Linked DNA regions of Homo sapiens: region 2 is linked to region 1. A link is a contact called in ENCODE Hi-C or POLR2A ChIA-PET data. All regions are on one chromosome and are shown on one strand. Each heading gives the region's core, a stretch centred on a gene start or an enhancer-like site at or near the end of the contact. The rest is flanking DNA. Distances are from core to core; before and after follow the strand shown. Region 1 holds the start of EIF1 (eukaryotic translation initiation factor 1). Region 2 holds the start of ATP5MC1 (ATP synthase membrane subunit c locus 1).

Evidence for each region. A loop is a pair of places that touch in the nucleus more often than their neighbours do. ChIA-PET counts read pairs that join two places held with the same protein, here RNA polymerase II (POLR2A). Pooled maps may share reads with other maps.
Region 2: a pooled map shows a loop between it and region 1 (16-fold over the local background). The contact joins the promoter of ATP5MC1 here to the promoter of EIF1 in region 1. A Hi-C loop is called at or near these places in 5 of 50 pooled maps. POLR2A ChIA-PET finds 5 or more read pairs at or near these places in 2 of 52 experiments (OCI-LY7 and WTC11).

Annotation. Positions count from the first base shown.
Region 1 is chr17:41,686,476-41,693,733 of GRCh38, reverse strand. It overlaps EIF1 (eukaryotic translation initiation factor 1), which reads right to left and starts at 4,849. Exons shown (of 4, transcript NM_005801.4): 1 at 4,665-4,849; 2 at 3,793-3,956; 3 at 3,545-3,646; 4 at 1,066-2,952. The coding sequence starts at 4,695. The coding sequence ends at 2,908. RefSeq lists enhancers at 3,331-4,239, 4,165-4,254, 4,240-5,148 and a silencer at 4,635-5,024.
Region 2 is chr17:48,887,949-48,895,090 of GRCh38, reverse strand. It overlaps ATP5MC1 (ATP synthase membrane subunit c locus 1), which reads right to left and starts at 2,304. Exons shown (of 5, transcript NM_005175.3): 1 at 2,181-2,304; 2 at 1,635-1,682; 3 at 642-719. The coding sequence starts at 1,673. LOC105371814 (a long non-coding RNA gene) reads left to right here. Exons shown (of 4, transcript NR_135674.1): 2 at 2,414-2,844. RefSeq lists enhancers at 1,502-1,551, 1,592-1,701, 2,282-2,401, 2,412-2,871, 2,509-3,488.

The DNA of each region.
Region 1 (7,258 bases), core at 3,600-6,099:
AGAATCATTGCTATAGTTTGAATGCTCCACCCAAACCAAAACCCATGTTGAAATTTAATTGCCAATTGAACAGTTATTGGGAGGTGGGGCGCTTTTTTTTTTTTTTTTTTGGAGACTCTGTCACCCAGGCTGGAGTACAGTGGCAGTGACATGATCACAGCTAACTATAGCCTTGGCTTCCTGGGCACCAGTGATCGTCCTTCCTCCTGCCTCAGCCTCCTAAGTAGCTGGGACTACAGGTGTGTGCCATCATGCCTGGCTAATTTTTGTATTGTTTGTAGAGATAGGGTTGTGCCACGTTGCCCAGGTTGGTCTCAAGGATTCACCCCCCTTGGCAAGTGCTGGGATTACAGGTGTGAGCAACTGTGGCTGGCCAAGGTGGGGTTTTTAAAGGTATTAGGTCCTGAGCCTCTGCCCTCATGAATGAAGTGGGCTCACAACAGTATAGGTTTGGCCCCCATTTGCTGTCCAGCCCTTCCACCATGTTATGATGCAGTAAGAAGGCCCTCACCAGATGCCAATGCCATGCCTTTCGACTTCTGTGAGCCAAATAAATCTCTATCAATTATTCAGTCTGCTGTATTCTAACACAATCACCTCCTAGTTTTAGGGCAGTTGCCATTGGCTCAACCTCACCAGCCCTCCTCCACAACTCACCTGGTTCTATGCTCTTTCCCAACCTGGGCTCTAACCTAACTCACCGCTTGTACCTTTATCTACAAAATGGGCTGGTAGTAAACTTAGTAGTCTTGCATTACTCAATGACAGGGACATGTTTTGAGAAACGCATCGTTAGGCGATTTTGTGTTTTCTACGAACATCATCGTGTACTTACGCACACCTGGATGGCACAGCCTACTACATGCCTAGGTTATATGACACAGCCTGTTGCTCCTAGGCTACAAACCTGTACAGCACGTTACTGTGCTGAAATTGTAGGCCAGGGGTGTCGTATCTTTTCACTTCCCTGGGCCACACTGGAAGAATTGTCTTGGGCCACACATAAAATACACCAACAATAGCTGATGAACTAAAAAGAAAAAAAAAAAAGTCACCAAACAAAACTCATGTTTTAGCAAAATTTATTAGTTCGTGTTGGGCCACATTCAAAGCCATCCACACAAGCTTCTTGTAGGCCATTGTAACACAATGTTAAAAGGTACAGTAAAAATACAGTATTATAATCTTATTGTGTAGCACGGCTGTGAGGCTCATTGTTGAATGAAGCATCCTTAGGCAGCACGTGACTGCATGCAGATATGTGTGCTGAAAGAACTTTGCCTTTTTAACTAAATTAATGGACCCAGGAACAGAACTTGGTCTTTTACTTGCCATTCATTGTCCTTCATAAGGGATGGCCTCCCAACACTTAACTTCAGCTCTTCAAATACTTGTCATTAAACCTTCTAATACTACAAACTTACTACCCAGAGTATACACATTCCTAGCGATTTGTGGATCTTAACCCACAGCATGAATGCCCTTGTTATAGCCCTTGCATTTACTCTCCACTCTGCGCCCTTAAACCAAGGCTGTTACTACTGAGGGGGCGCCAAGATTTCCAAGCAACCCATTCTCCAGGACACTGATTAACAGCACAGCATGACTCTGGCTAAATGCTTGCAAAAACAGTTGACCTGCTGGGCATGGTGGCTCATGCCTGTAATCCCAGCACTTTGGGAGGCCAAGACAGGCAGATCACTTGAGGCCAGGTGTTCAAGACCAGCCTGGCCAACATGGAGAAACCCTGTCTCTACTAAAAATACAAAAGTTAGCTGGGCATGGTGCCTGTAATCCCAGCTACTAGGGAGGCTGAGGCACGACAATTGCTTGAACCTGAGGTGGAGGTTGCAGTGAGCCGAGATTGTGCCACTGCACTCCAGCCTGGGCAACAAGGGCAAACCTGTCTCAAAAAACAAACGAACAAAAAACCAGTTGACCAGAGAGGGACAAGCTCATAAAGGTTTTTCTTGGCCAAATTCAGGCCCGTTGAGAAGCTGTGGGTGTGGACGAATCCTCCACTGCCCATTTCTATGGTTCCTTTATATGCACAAGATCGACTATATATAAATAATCTGCAAGTCAGGTATTTCTGAAAACAAGTTTTATTTAAATAAGGGTTTAAATACATTACACATAACATTAAAACTGAAGGGGAAAAAAAAACCAAAAACCAGTTTGTTACTTCACATGGCATTGGGCAGCTGCTGCTATTAAGTTGCAAGCTCTACAGCTAGCTACATGACTGATGGATCAGTTTGAGATTTGTTCCCTTGTCAAAAGTTTAACTCTGATAGAAGGTTGGCCTCACATTCTGATGTTTGGACATCCCTTAGCTAGGATATGTCTGGTCGAACAGACCTTTGTGGCAAGCCAGATGTCCTATCACCTCGCTAGCGGTAAGAGGGCCTCTTTGAGCTCTGTCCACCTAGTCAGGTTGGAGACACCAGGGGATCTACCACCAAAAGCTCCCTTCTAGTAGTACAGCTGGTGCTTCTGCCTTACCCCATCCTCTCCTCTCAGATTCACCGAGGACTGTTCAGGTGGTAACATTCTCTTAGGGTAGGGAACTCTGCAGAGGGAGAGCTGAGGAGGTTCCGGCCATAGTTGTTTGTAATCTTAGGGCTCTGGGCTTGGCTGAAACATGACGGTATTGCTTGGTTTCAGGCTTGACACTGCCAGGCGCCTATTGCTTGACCTCTGTTTAAATGAGGGACTTCAAGACTAGACAGCATGGCTCTTTTCAGTTTATTGCATGAAGGAGTTACACTAGTCCAAGTTAAAAGCGGACCCCAAATGGTTACATTATACAAGCTGTGAGGTTTTTAAACCTGTGACAAGGGAGAGAAGGGAAATTCTACTCATTGCAAGGAAATCCTCACTTAAGCTTCAGTGAGCCACAAGCACTTAAAACCCATGAACCTTCAGCTGATCGTCCTTAGCCAGTCCAATCTGAAAAGACAAAAGGGCAAAGTTTTAAATGGGGGACAGGGAGAGTTAAAGCCTCCATTTCTAATGGCAACAACCCTGTCTTCCTGCTACTACACTGCCCAAGAGCCAGGGGTGCGCACAATGGTTCAACAGAGGGTCCTCAGTTAAGAGCTACCTTTTTTGAACACTCAGTGCCTTCCAAGGTTCTGAATTAGTGTGAGAATGAGACTCATCAGGTATCTGAAATCTCTTCAATTATATCAAGAGCTGATCATGTAACAGTATTTTAGTATTAATACTCAGGAAATTCATTTTTAAAAACTCATGTCCTTACAAATACAGGAACAACCCAGCATTTGGCTTATTTTACAATGCATCTATATGCTATTCAAATTTGCATCTGTGAAGTAGATCCACAGAAACAGTAAACCAAAGGTAGACAAGTCCCTTCTGCTTTTTCCTATAAAACAGAAATAAGTCTATGTACTTTAAAACCCAACTGAGGTTTTGCTCAGCCTTACAAAGCCAACTTTTATGTCCCCAGCAGAAGCTAACAGACAGGATCTGAGATTTGCCAGCAGAGAGGCACAAATCAAGTAGTGACTGAACTCACCTCTACGAGGAACTGGCATATGTTCTTGCGTTGGTCACCCTGTAGCTGAATTACTTCTCCATATTCCGGATGCTCAATTACAGTACCATTGCAGGCAAACTTCTGCAAGCACAAAGGAAAACGAATTAGGCCTAGCAAGAGCATGAACGCATTTATCACCCCTTCCGCTAACAATACATACAACACAGCTGGCACCCCCTTGTGGACAAATCCATTATGACTTTCCCAAAATCTCACTGAAGACCTACTTTCTTAAACGCCTTCACTAGTTTCTTTTTATCGTAATCATCAGCGATCCCTTGGACAGTAGTAAGGGTCTTCCTGCCGTTTCTCTGTTGAATTCTTATATGGATATAATCCTCAGTGCCAGCAGGAAGCAGGTCATCACCCTTACTTGCATCAGCAAAGGGGTCTGAAAAAAAAGGTTAAGCTCGTTCAGAGCTGTCAAAGATAGGATGCCACTGCCATCCCCTCGGTCCCCAGGTGTTTTGCGCGTGCAGAAAACAACACTGAAATCGTCAGGGCTTGGGCCAGGCCGAATGTGTCCTTTGCTGGCTCTCCCCGAGCAGGTCAGTCCGGGACGGCCAGCTTCCCCAGGCTCGGGGAACGCCCGGGCCTCCCGCCCTCCCTGGGAAGCCGATCACATGTCGGGGGAGTCCGGGCTGCCAGGCGGTGCCCCACCCAGCTGATGCAACCCGCCGGAACCCGAGCTCCCGAGGCGGGGCTAAGCCTCCCACCCCCATTGGTGCACCCGCTTGCCACTTAGGGCTGGCACCGCCTTTCCCTCCGGATCCGTGACAACGGGTGGTGACGTAACGGACGTGACGCAATGGTGACGGGAGGGGCGGGTGTGGCCCGAGGAGGCCCAGGAGCCATTAGTAAATGCGCCACTGAGACGCCGGGCCCGCCCAAGGGCTGACCTACCGCCTGCTCCTTCCGGTCGCGCTCAGGGTCCGACCCCGGGGCCCAGGCCTTGATCCCGCTGCCCTGCGACCCTGGTCAAGTTTCCCCTGCCCGAGCTTACGAAGGCCCGGAGCGCTTGGCAACTTCCCGGAACACGTCTCCGGGCCCGGAAGGCCCCGCTGCCCCACCCGGGCCCGCGACCTTTCCCATAGCTTACCGAAAGAGTGGAGGTTCTGGATAGCGGACATACGATACGATTCCTTTTCCTCGGTGGAAACGGCCTGCGGAAGGCGGCGGCGGCGGTGGCGGGAGAAGGCGGGCAGGGGGGAACGGAACGTCGGGAAGCGAGGGGGCTCAAGGGGGAGGCTGCTGAATCCTCGGCGGCGGCTCAGTGACTGGGGCAGAGGGGCGGTGCCTGTGTTTAGTTATATAGCCGCGCCTCTGACGCCAGCGCGCTGCCCTCACGTCCTGACCCCACCCACAGCGTCGTGCCCCAAGCGCCCAGGCGGCGCCGCTTCCAATTGGTTTGGAGGCGGGGACATGGGATGGCGCTTGCGCAGGAAGTCTGCGGCAGGAGGGCGTCCTCTTGACTCTAGGAGAGCTGGGAGGGGGAGGGAAAGCTTGATCTGTCTCGGAGCCTGCGCAGTGCGAGTGGACGGTGTCTGGGTGCCGAGAATACCGGCCCAGGTTTCGAGCGCGCCTACGCACTGTGTCCTTTGGTACGTTCCACCTTCTTGACCCTGTTGCATCCCTGTCTTCTCGAAAAGGGGAGTTTCATATGGTAAATGAACACTCCTTAGAGAGGATTTAGATGATGAGCCTCCCAAACACGAGAAATCCCCGTTGTGTCAAACCCACCTACCTACCCACCCTACTACCCACGGAGTCACAGCGGGATTTAGGGCGGCACTTTGATTAATCAACATACAATAATATAATCAAAACGGTAACCGCATAATTTAGATTGCCATTTAGATTTATTCTAAAGTGGGTTAATCCGATCTAAAATTTTCATTTAGATTAGATTAATCCATCTAAGGAAAAAGTGTGCCCAGCTCATTGGCATGAGTTCAAGGTATAGTAACTGGTTCTGGGCCCCCCCGAGAATAATTCTGGCACCAGAGGGCGTCCTTCATGTGGCACAGCTTGTGTGGAGTAGAGCCTTCCTAGAGTTTAGATGAAATATTTCCTTCAAAACAGTCAACCTTTCTTGCTTTCAGTTTATTTATTTCAACACTCAGTTGTAGGGGTAAGTAGAGTGGTGAAAAGAGACCAGGAATTTTAGACTCAAAGGCCTCCGGGGATAGGCAGGTAAGTAGGATCAAGGAGTGCAAACAGCCAAGTGTGATGTAATGGGGTGGACTGGGGGCTGGAGTAAGAACTACGGGCTGCAGTGGCCGCTCACCTCCAGCCCATTGTGCTAGATCTTTTTCAAGAGTGCCAGGAAATCCAGGTGTTTACATAAAATCTCTTGATTTTTAAATATTGCCAATAAATTGATTTTTTTTTTGAGACAGAGTCTCACTTTGTCGCCGAGGCTGGAGTGCAGTGGCACTGTGTCGGCTCACTGTAACCTCCGTCTCCTGGGTTCAAGCAATTCTTCTGCCTCAGCCTCCCGAGTAGTTGGGGTTACAGGCATCCACCACCACGCCCGGCTAGTTTTTTAAAAATATTTTTAGTAGAGATGGGTTTTCACCATGTTGGCCAGGCTGGTCTTGAACTCCTGACCTCAGGTGATCTGCCTGCCTCGGCCTTCCAAAGTGCTGGGATTACAGGAATAAATTGAATTTTTGATACAACACTGCAAGCCAAACAAAAATATGCATGCCCATGGACTGCTGGTTTATGTCCCTGACAGTCAGGGTCACTGCCCTTGTGGAGTTGAAGGCCAGCGGGAGAGAGAGCCACTAAACAAATAATAAGATAATGAGGCTGGGCGCTGTGGCTTATGCCTGTAATCCCAGCACTTTGGGAGGCTGAGGTGGGCGGATCACCCGAGGTCAGGAGTTCGAGACCAGCCTGGCCAATATGGTGAAACCCTGTCTCTACTAAAAATACAAAAATTAGCTGGGCGTGGTGGCGTGTGCCTGTAGTCCCAGCTACTCGGGAGGCCGAGGCACAATAATTATTTGAACCCGGGAAGAGGAGACTGCAGTGAGCCAAGATGGCGCCATTGCACTCCAGCCTGGGCGACAGAGCAAGACTATGTCTCAAAAAAAAAAAAAAAAGGATAATGACAGATTGTGAGAGGTGCCAAAAAGGAGGTAAACAGGGTGATGTGAAAGGGCCAGGCTCCTTCAGATGGGGTGGTCAGAGAAGGCCTCTGGGGAGGCAGCATTCTGGCTGACAGAGGGTAGGAAGGAGTCCACTGTGGGGCAGGGCATGTGCCCACCAGAAAACTCAGAAAAACTCTGAGGGAGGAAATGCTAGGTGTACCTGATATATATATGTGTATGTGTGTGTATATATATATATATGTATATGAGTGTGTGTATATATGTGTGTGTGTGTATTTGTGTATATATGTATATATATATGTATGTGTATATATATATATATATAGACAAGGTCTCACTCTGTCACCCAGACTGGCTGGAATGCAGTGGCATGATCATGGCTTACTGCAGCCTCAACTGCTTAAAGCAGTCCCCCTGCCTTGGCCTCCTAAAGTGCTGGGATTACAGGCAGGAGCCAGTGTGCCTGGCCTGATACTTTGTTTTGATTCTATATTTACTAAATAAACTTGATTAATAGTTTGGTTTCCTTGACATCAGGAAGGAGGAACCATGGCTAGGTCATGGGCATCCCAGT
Region 2 (7,142 bases), core at 1,055-3,554, 7.2 Mb before region 1:
CTCTACCTCCTTCACCCCACCCACCTGAGCTCTGAAACTGTTGGCAAACTGCCTGGTAAATGCAGAATACTCTGATTGCAGAGTATGCTGGGAATTAGTCTTAGAGTCTGTTGTCAGACAGCAGACAGGACTAGGGAAATTTCATGGGTTAGGCACACCTCACTTTTATAAGTTTCTTACCTACAAGGCTTACCTTGGGGGACTTAGAACTATTAAAGCATACAGATTCTCCAACTCTCCTCCCACTTTGGTCTAAAGGCAACTTAAGCTGAAGGACCCCTGTCTGGGAACATTCCTTGATTTAAAAAAAATTAATTAATGGGTTTTTATGAGTCAGGGTCTTGCTCTGTCACCCAGTCTGGAGTGCAGTGGCATAGTCACAGCAGTCTCGACCTCTGGGATTAACCAATCCTCTCATCTCAGCCCTGGAGTAACTGGGACTACAGCCACATGCCACCACACATGGCTAATTTTTTTATTTTTTTTGTAGAGATGGGGTTTCACTGTGTTGCCCAGGCTGGTCTTGAACAACTGGGCTCAAGTGATCCTCTCGCCTCAGCCTCTCAAAGAGCTGGGATTACAGGTGTGAGCCACCATCCTGGGCCTTGGGAACATTCCTAAGAGAGCTATTCCTCCCTTACCTGTTTAGATGAATTCACTGGGCTATTCAAGAAGGAGGCAGACACAGGCCTGATTAGACCCCTGGTACAACAGCGGATCTGTAAAATCAGAAAGCCACATCCTACCAAATCAGTCAAGGAAAAAAAATCCTAATTGCTGAGCTGTCAAAAATGACTACAGATTTCATAAACAGAATAAGTTCAATGTATTTCAAGGTCAATTTATTCCTGTTCCTATCAGATAGGCCTGCCCCAGAGACAGCTGTCTCAATAGCTTGATATAGTCAGCAGTGGCAACCTTCACCATTCAAAACCAAACCAAAGTTCACTTCTTTGGGCACAGCTTTAATCAGCTTCTCAGAATGGAACAAGAACCCACACTAATACCAAAGCAGGTACAGGAAAGGTTTATACCCAGATCACCAAGTAATCAGATGGGGGAAATTTTATTCTGCTAAAATACACTCACAGCTACACACCCTAAATGGAGTGGGCCAGTCAGCCCCGGAAACCGACTGGAATAGCCATCCAAGGAGAGCCATCTGTAACATGGCTTTTTTGAAATAATTTTTAGTGCAGTGGTTCTCAAACTTGGCTGCACGGTGGAATCATCTGGAGAAGTCTTAAAAGATACAGATGCCTGGGTTCCACCCCCATTCCCAAAGTCTGATGCAAATGGTCTAAGGTGCAGCCTAGGCATCAGGATTTTAAAAAGTTCCCTGGATGATTCTAACGTGCAGCCACTGTTGAAAACCACTGTTTTAGTGGGCTGTCTCTATGGCCAGGACAGACTGGGGATAAAAATCAAATCCAGACTCTCTGACCACATTCCAAAGCCAAGATAGCTTGGTTCACAGGCCCAGATAAACAGGGGTTACCTTCATCACATCCTACAGCCACCTCAAAGAGCCTACATCATCAGGACGCCAAGCTCCCCTGGGTTCATTCATTAAACACTGATGGCGTCCACACCATACACCTGGTACTACAGAGCACTGCGGCGCGGCACCTTACCAGAGCTGGAGAAATGAATAATGCCCCGGCGGTCTGCATTTTTTCAGTCTGCAGAGGGGGAAAAAATAGTAATAATAATCCCACTGAGACCCTGGTTGTTTGCTTATAATGACGACCTTTGGTCGTCCCCTTCACCCCCGTCCGTCCTCCCTAGACCACGCTCTTCCTTGCACCGTGCCCCAGCTGAGGAGGGCATTAGAGGTCAGAGGGACAGAGCAGTGGGTCTTCAAAGCAAAGTCATGGAGATCGGAAGTCAAGGAAATGTGCCCAAGCCCCAGGAAGGAAATGTTGCGAAAGGGAATGGTCTCTCGGGAAGACTGGAGGCGGATACTGGGCAGGTGTCGCGCAGGATCCTGCCCATCTTACACAGCAGTCCCCGACCCGCCCCAGCCGAGGCAGTCAATCGTTCATTACCGTTGGTAATTAACATTCATTGATAAGGCCATATCTAGATTGCCATAGCCTCTCCCAGCACTGGGGGGAAATACCCCTCCACACTGCCCAGCCCACAACCCTGCCTATTGCTGGCTCCCGGCCCCAAGTCACCTGCACTCCTACTACCCTGCAACCCCTGCTTGGCCCACAGCGCTCGCCCGGCTCAAGGTGACAGACTCACCTCCCAGCTTTAGCCCTTGGTCTCAGCGCTCAGCTTCCCCCACCCACGTGTCCTGGACCTTCTCCATTCTCATTGGCCGTAATATCCCCGCGTCCCCATTGGTTGACGTCATCGATTCCCCACTCTTATTGGCTTTCCGCAGCTGCTTCCTCTCCCTCCACAGGAGCTTCGTGGCAATTCCCGCCTCCATGCGGATAGAGGCGGGGCTTTCCTACGAGATCTGGATTACGATTGGCCGATCCCTGAAACGCTCGACCATAGAGTTGGCGGGACTCAGAGGTTCCATAACCTCGCGCACAAGATGGCGACCAAGGTGTACGCTGAAGAAAAAGGCGTGGGAGAGATGACGGGACGTGTGACGCAGTCAGACACATGACTTTGGCCCCGAGCCTTCATTCGGGCGCTTGGGCCACGGGGCGCGTTGCATGTTGGGATTGGTAGTTGCGCTGAGGGGGGGGGCCCAAGGACAGCTGAGATCCCGCGAGATATTCTAGGCCGGGAGAGCCGATGCCTTTGCAGTAATTCCCACCGTGGAGGTTTGTGGAAAGACCGCTTTCCATGGAGAGTAAAGGCCGGCTGGAAAGTCCCCAAGCGGTGAGCGCAGTTTTGTGGACCTCAGCCGGTGTTCAGCAGTCATGGACTATCATCCAGATGGCTTTCTAAAACATTTGTTGGGCCGGGTGCAGTGGCTCACGCCTGTAATCCCAGCACTTTGGGAGGCCGAGGCGGGCGGATCACCTGAGGTCAGGAGTTCGAGATCAGCCTGACCAGCATGGTGAAACCCCGTCTCTACTAAGAATACAAAAATTAGCCGGGCATGGTGGTGGCGCGTGCCTGTAATCCCAGCTACTTGGGAGGCTGAGGCAGGAGAATCGCTTGAACCCGGGAGGCCGAGGTTGCAGGGAGCCGAGATCGCGCCACTGCACTCCAGCCTGGGCAACTGAGCAGGATTCCGTCTCGGGGGAAAAAACAAACAAAAAAATTGTTTATTTTGTAAAAACAACACTGAAAGAATGAAATAATATCCCTATAGAAAAACGAGCAAAGGATAGGAACAGGCAATTCAGTAAGGAAGAAATATGAATTGCAGGAACGAATGTCAGCCTTCCTAATCAAAGAAATATAAGTTTAAACGCTCCGCTTAGTACTGCTCAAAACAGCAGAGTTCTTTTTATTAATGTGAGCCACACGCTCTCCTATATTGCTGGTGAGAGGATGAATTAGAAAACCTTCCTTGAAAGCAGTTTGGCAATATTTATTTTTATTCAAAGGCTGTGAATGGGCCATCCTCTTTGACCCAGTAATTCTTGAGTAACTAAGAGCCTTTAAGCTCTCCATCCACTTTTCATCCAGTAATATCACTTCTAGGAATTTATTTTGAAGAATCAGAAATGCAGATTCTTTTAAAAAGATGTGCATTTGCAGAGTTTGTCGAAATTGGAAACAAGTAAATGTTCCACTGACAGTAAAAGGTGAAATAAGTTATGATATTTTCACTTGATGAAATAAGCAGAAATAAAACAGGAAATAAAATCATGTGTTTTTTTTGAGACGGAGTCTCGCTCTGTTGCCAAGCTGGAGTGCAGCGGCGCTATCTCGGCTCACTGCAAGCTCCGCCTCCCGGGTTCACGCCATTCTCCTGCCTCAGCCTCCGGAGTAGCTGGGACTATAGGCGCCCGCCACCACGCCCGGCTAATTTTTTGTATTTTTAGTAGAGACGGGGTTTCACCGTGTTAGCCGGGATGGTCTCGATCTCCTGACCTCGTGATCCGCCCGCCTCAGCCTCCCAAAGTGTTGGGATTACAGGCGTGAGCCAGCGCGCCCGGCCATGTTTTTGAAGAATATTTTATTTTTATTATTATTATTTTTTGAGACGGAGTCTCACTCTGTTTCACACACTGTAGTGCGGTGGTGCGGTCTCTGCTCACTGCAACCTTTGCCTCCCCGGTTCAAGCAATTCTCCTGCCTCAGCCTCCCAAGTAGCTGGGATTACAGGCGCGCACCACCATGCCCGGCTAATTTTTGTATTTTTAGTAGAGAAGGGGTTTCACCATGTTGGTCAGGCTGGTCTTGAATTCCTGACCTCAAGTGATCTGCTCGCCTTGGCCTTCTAAAGTGCTGGGATTGCAGGCATGAGCCACTGCGCCTGGCCTTGAAGAAGATTTTATATTGAGAAATATTTTATAATGCAAAACTATGCATAGAATTGTGAAAAAATATGCATGGAAAAAGAATGAAAAAAATGTTGAAAATTAATAGTGAATTCTAGAGGGTGTAATAAATTGATTTATATTTTTATGAGTATGGGTACTTTATAATAGAAACATATTTTAAAAATTACACTAATCTGGCAATTCACAAGTCTGGACTCTTAAGAAAACTTTTTTTTTTTTAATAATTTTTTTGTTTTTAGAAACAGGGTCTCACTCTGTTGCCCAGGCTGGAGTGCAGTGGTGCAATCATCCCTCACTATTATAGCCTTAATCTCCTGGGCTCAAGTAACCCTCCCTCCTCACTCTCCCAAGTATCTAGGACTACAGGTGGGATCTTGCTATGTTGTCCAGGCTGGTCTCAAACTCCTGGCCTCAAGGATCCTCCCACTTCAGCCTCTGGAAGTGTTGGGATTACAGATGTGAGCTACCTGCACCTGGCCAGAAAAACATTTTCTTTTCTTTTCTTTTCTTTTCTTTTCTTTTTGAGATAGAGTCTTGCTCTGTCACCCAGGCTGGAGTGCAATGACGTGATTTCGGCTTACTGCAACCTCTGCCTCCCGGGTTCAAGCAATTCTCTGCCTCAGCCTCCTGAGTAGCTGGGATTACAGGTGCGCACCACTATGCCTGGCTAATTTTTTTGTATCTTTAGTAGAGATGGGGTTTCACTCTGTTGGCCAGGCTGGTCTTGAACTCCTGACCTCGTGATCTGCCCGCCTTGGCCTCCCAAAGTGCTGGGATTACAGGCATGAACCACCGTGCCCAGCACATTTTCTTTTTTTTTCTTTTTTCTTTTTTTGTGAGACTGAGTGTCACTCTTTCGCCCAGACTGGAGTGCAGTGGCGAGATCTCGGCTCACTGCAACCTCCGCCTCCTGGGTTCAAGCCATTCTCCTGCCTCAGCTTCCCGAGTAGCTGAGACCGCAGCGTGCGGGCCACCACGCCCAGCTAATTTAAAAATTTTTTTTTTTAGTAGAGACAAGGTTTCACCATGTTGGCCAGGCTGGTCTCGAACTCCTGACCTCAGGTGATCCACCTGCCTCAGCCTCCCAAAGTGCTGGGATTACAGGCGTGAGCCACTGTGCTGGGCCAGCACATTTTCATATCATGTGGAGATTTAAAATATCCTGCTAGCATGGTATAATTGAAAGTGTGTGGGAGGCCAAGGTGGGCAGATCATTTGAGCCCAGGAATTGGAGACCAGCCTGGGCAACATAGCGAAACCTCATCTCTCCAAAAAAAAAAAAAAAAAAAAAAAATTAGCTCGGTGTGATGGCAGGTACCTGTAGTCCCAGCTACTCAGGGGGCTGAAGTGGGAGGATCACTTGAGCTCAGGAGGTCAAGGCTTCAGTGAACTCTGATTGCACCACTGCACTGGCCTGGGCAACAAAGCGAGACCGTATCTCAAAAACAACAACGACAACAACAACAACAAAAAGGAGAGTGGAGTTTTGAGCTCACTACCATGGCTACAACACATAACTGGTATCTTCTGAGCAGATTATCCAGTCTTTCTTTGTGTTAGTGTTATAAGCTATCATTTATCGATACCTCATTATATGACAAATACTGTGCTAGGTGCTTTGAACCCAGGTCTGTCTGGGTCCAAAGCAAAAGTTCTTTTTTTTTTTCTTTCTTTTTTTTTTTTTTTTTGAGACGGAGTCTCGCTCTGTCGCCCAGGCTGGAGTGCAGTGGCGCGATCTCGGCTCACCGCAAGCTCCGCCTCCCGGGTTCACGCCATTCTCCTGCCTCAGCCTCCCGAGTAGCTGGGACCACAGGCGCCCGCCACCACGCCCGGCTAATTTTTTTTGTATTTTTAGTAGAGACGGGGTTTCACCGTGTTAGCCAGGATGGTCTTGATCTCCTGACCTCGTGATCTGCCCGCCTCGGCCTCCCAAAGAGCTGGTGTTACAGGCTTGAGCCACTGCACCCGGCCTCTCTTTTTTGTTTGAGATGGAGTTTTGCTCTTGTTGCCAGGCTGGAGTGCAATGGCGCAATCTCGGCTCACTGCAACCTCCGCCTCCTGGGTTCAAGCAGTTCGCCTACCTCAGCCTCCCAAGTAGCTGGTATTACAGGTGCCTGCCACCACGCCTGCCTAATTTTTTTTTTTTTTTTTTTTGAGACAGAGTCTTGCTCTGTCACTAGGCTGGAGTGCAGTGGCGCAGTCTCAGTTCCCTGCAACCTCCACCTCCTGGGTTCAAGCGATTCTCCTGCCTCAGCTTCCCCAGTAGCTGGGATTACAGGCACCCACTACCACGCCCAGCTAATTTATAGATAGATAGATAGATAGATAGATAGATAGATAGATAGATAGATAGGTAGATAGATAAATAATTTTTTTTTGAGACGGAGTCTTGCTCTGTTGCCCAGGCTAGAGTGCAGTGGCGCGATCTCGGCTCACTGCAAGCTCCACCTCCTGGGTTCACGCCATTCTCCTGCCTCAGCCTCCCGAGTAGCTGGGACTACAGGCGCCTGCCACCATGTCCAGCTAATTTTTTTTTTTTTTTGTATTTTTAGTAGAGATGGGTTTCACCGTGTTGGCCAGGATGGTCTTGATCTCCTGACCTCGTGATCCACACGCCTCGGCCTCCCAAAGTGCTGGGATTACAGGCGTGAGCCACCGTGCCCAGCCTGCATTCCATTTTTTCAACAACTTAGACCTTCAGTCTATGGTTCTCAGTCA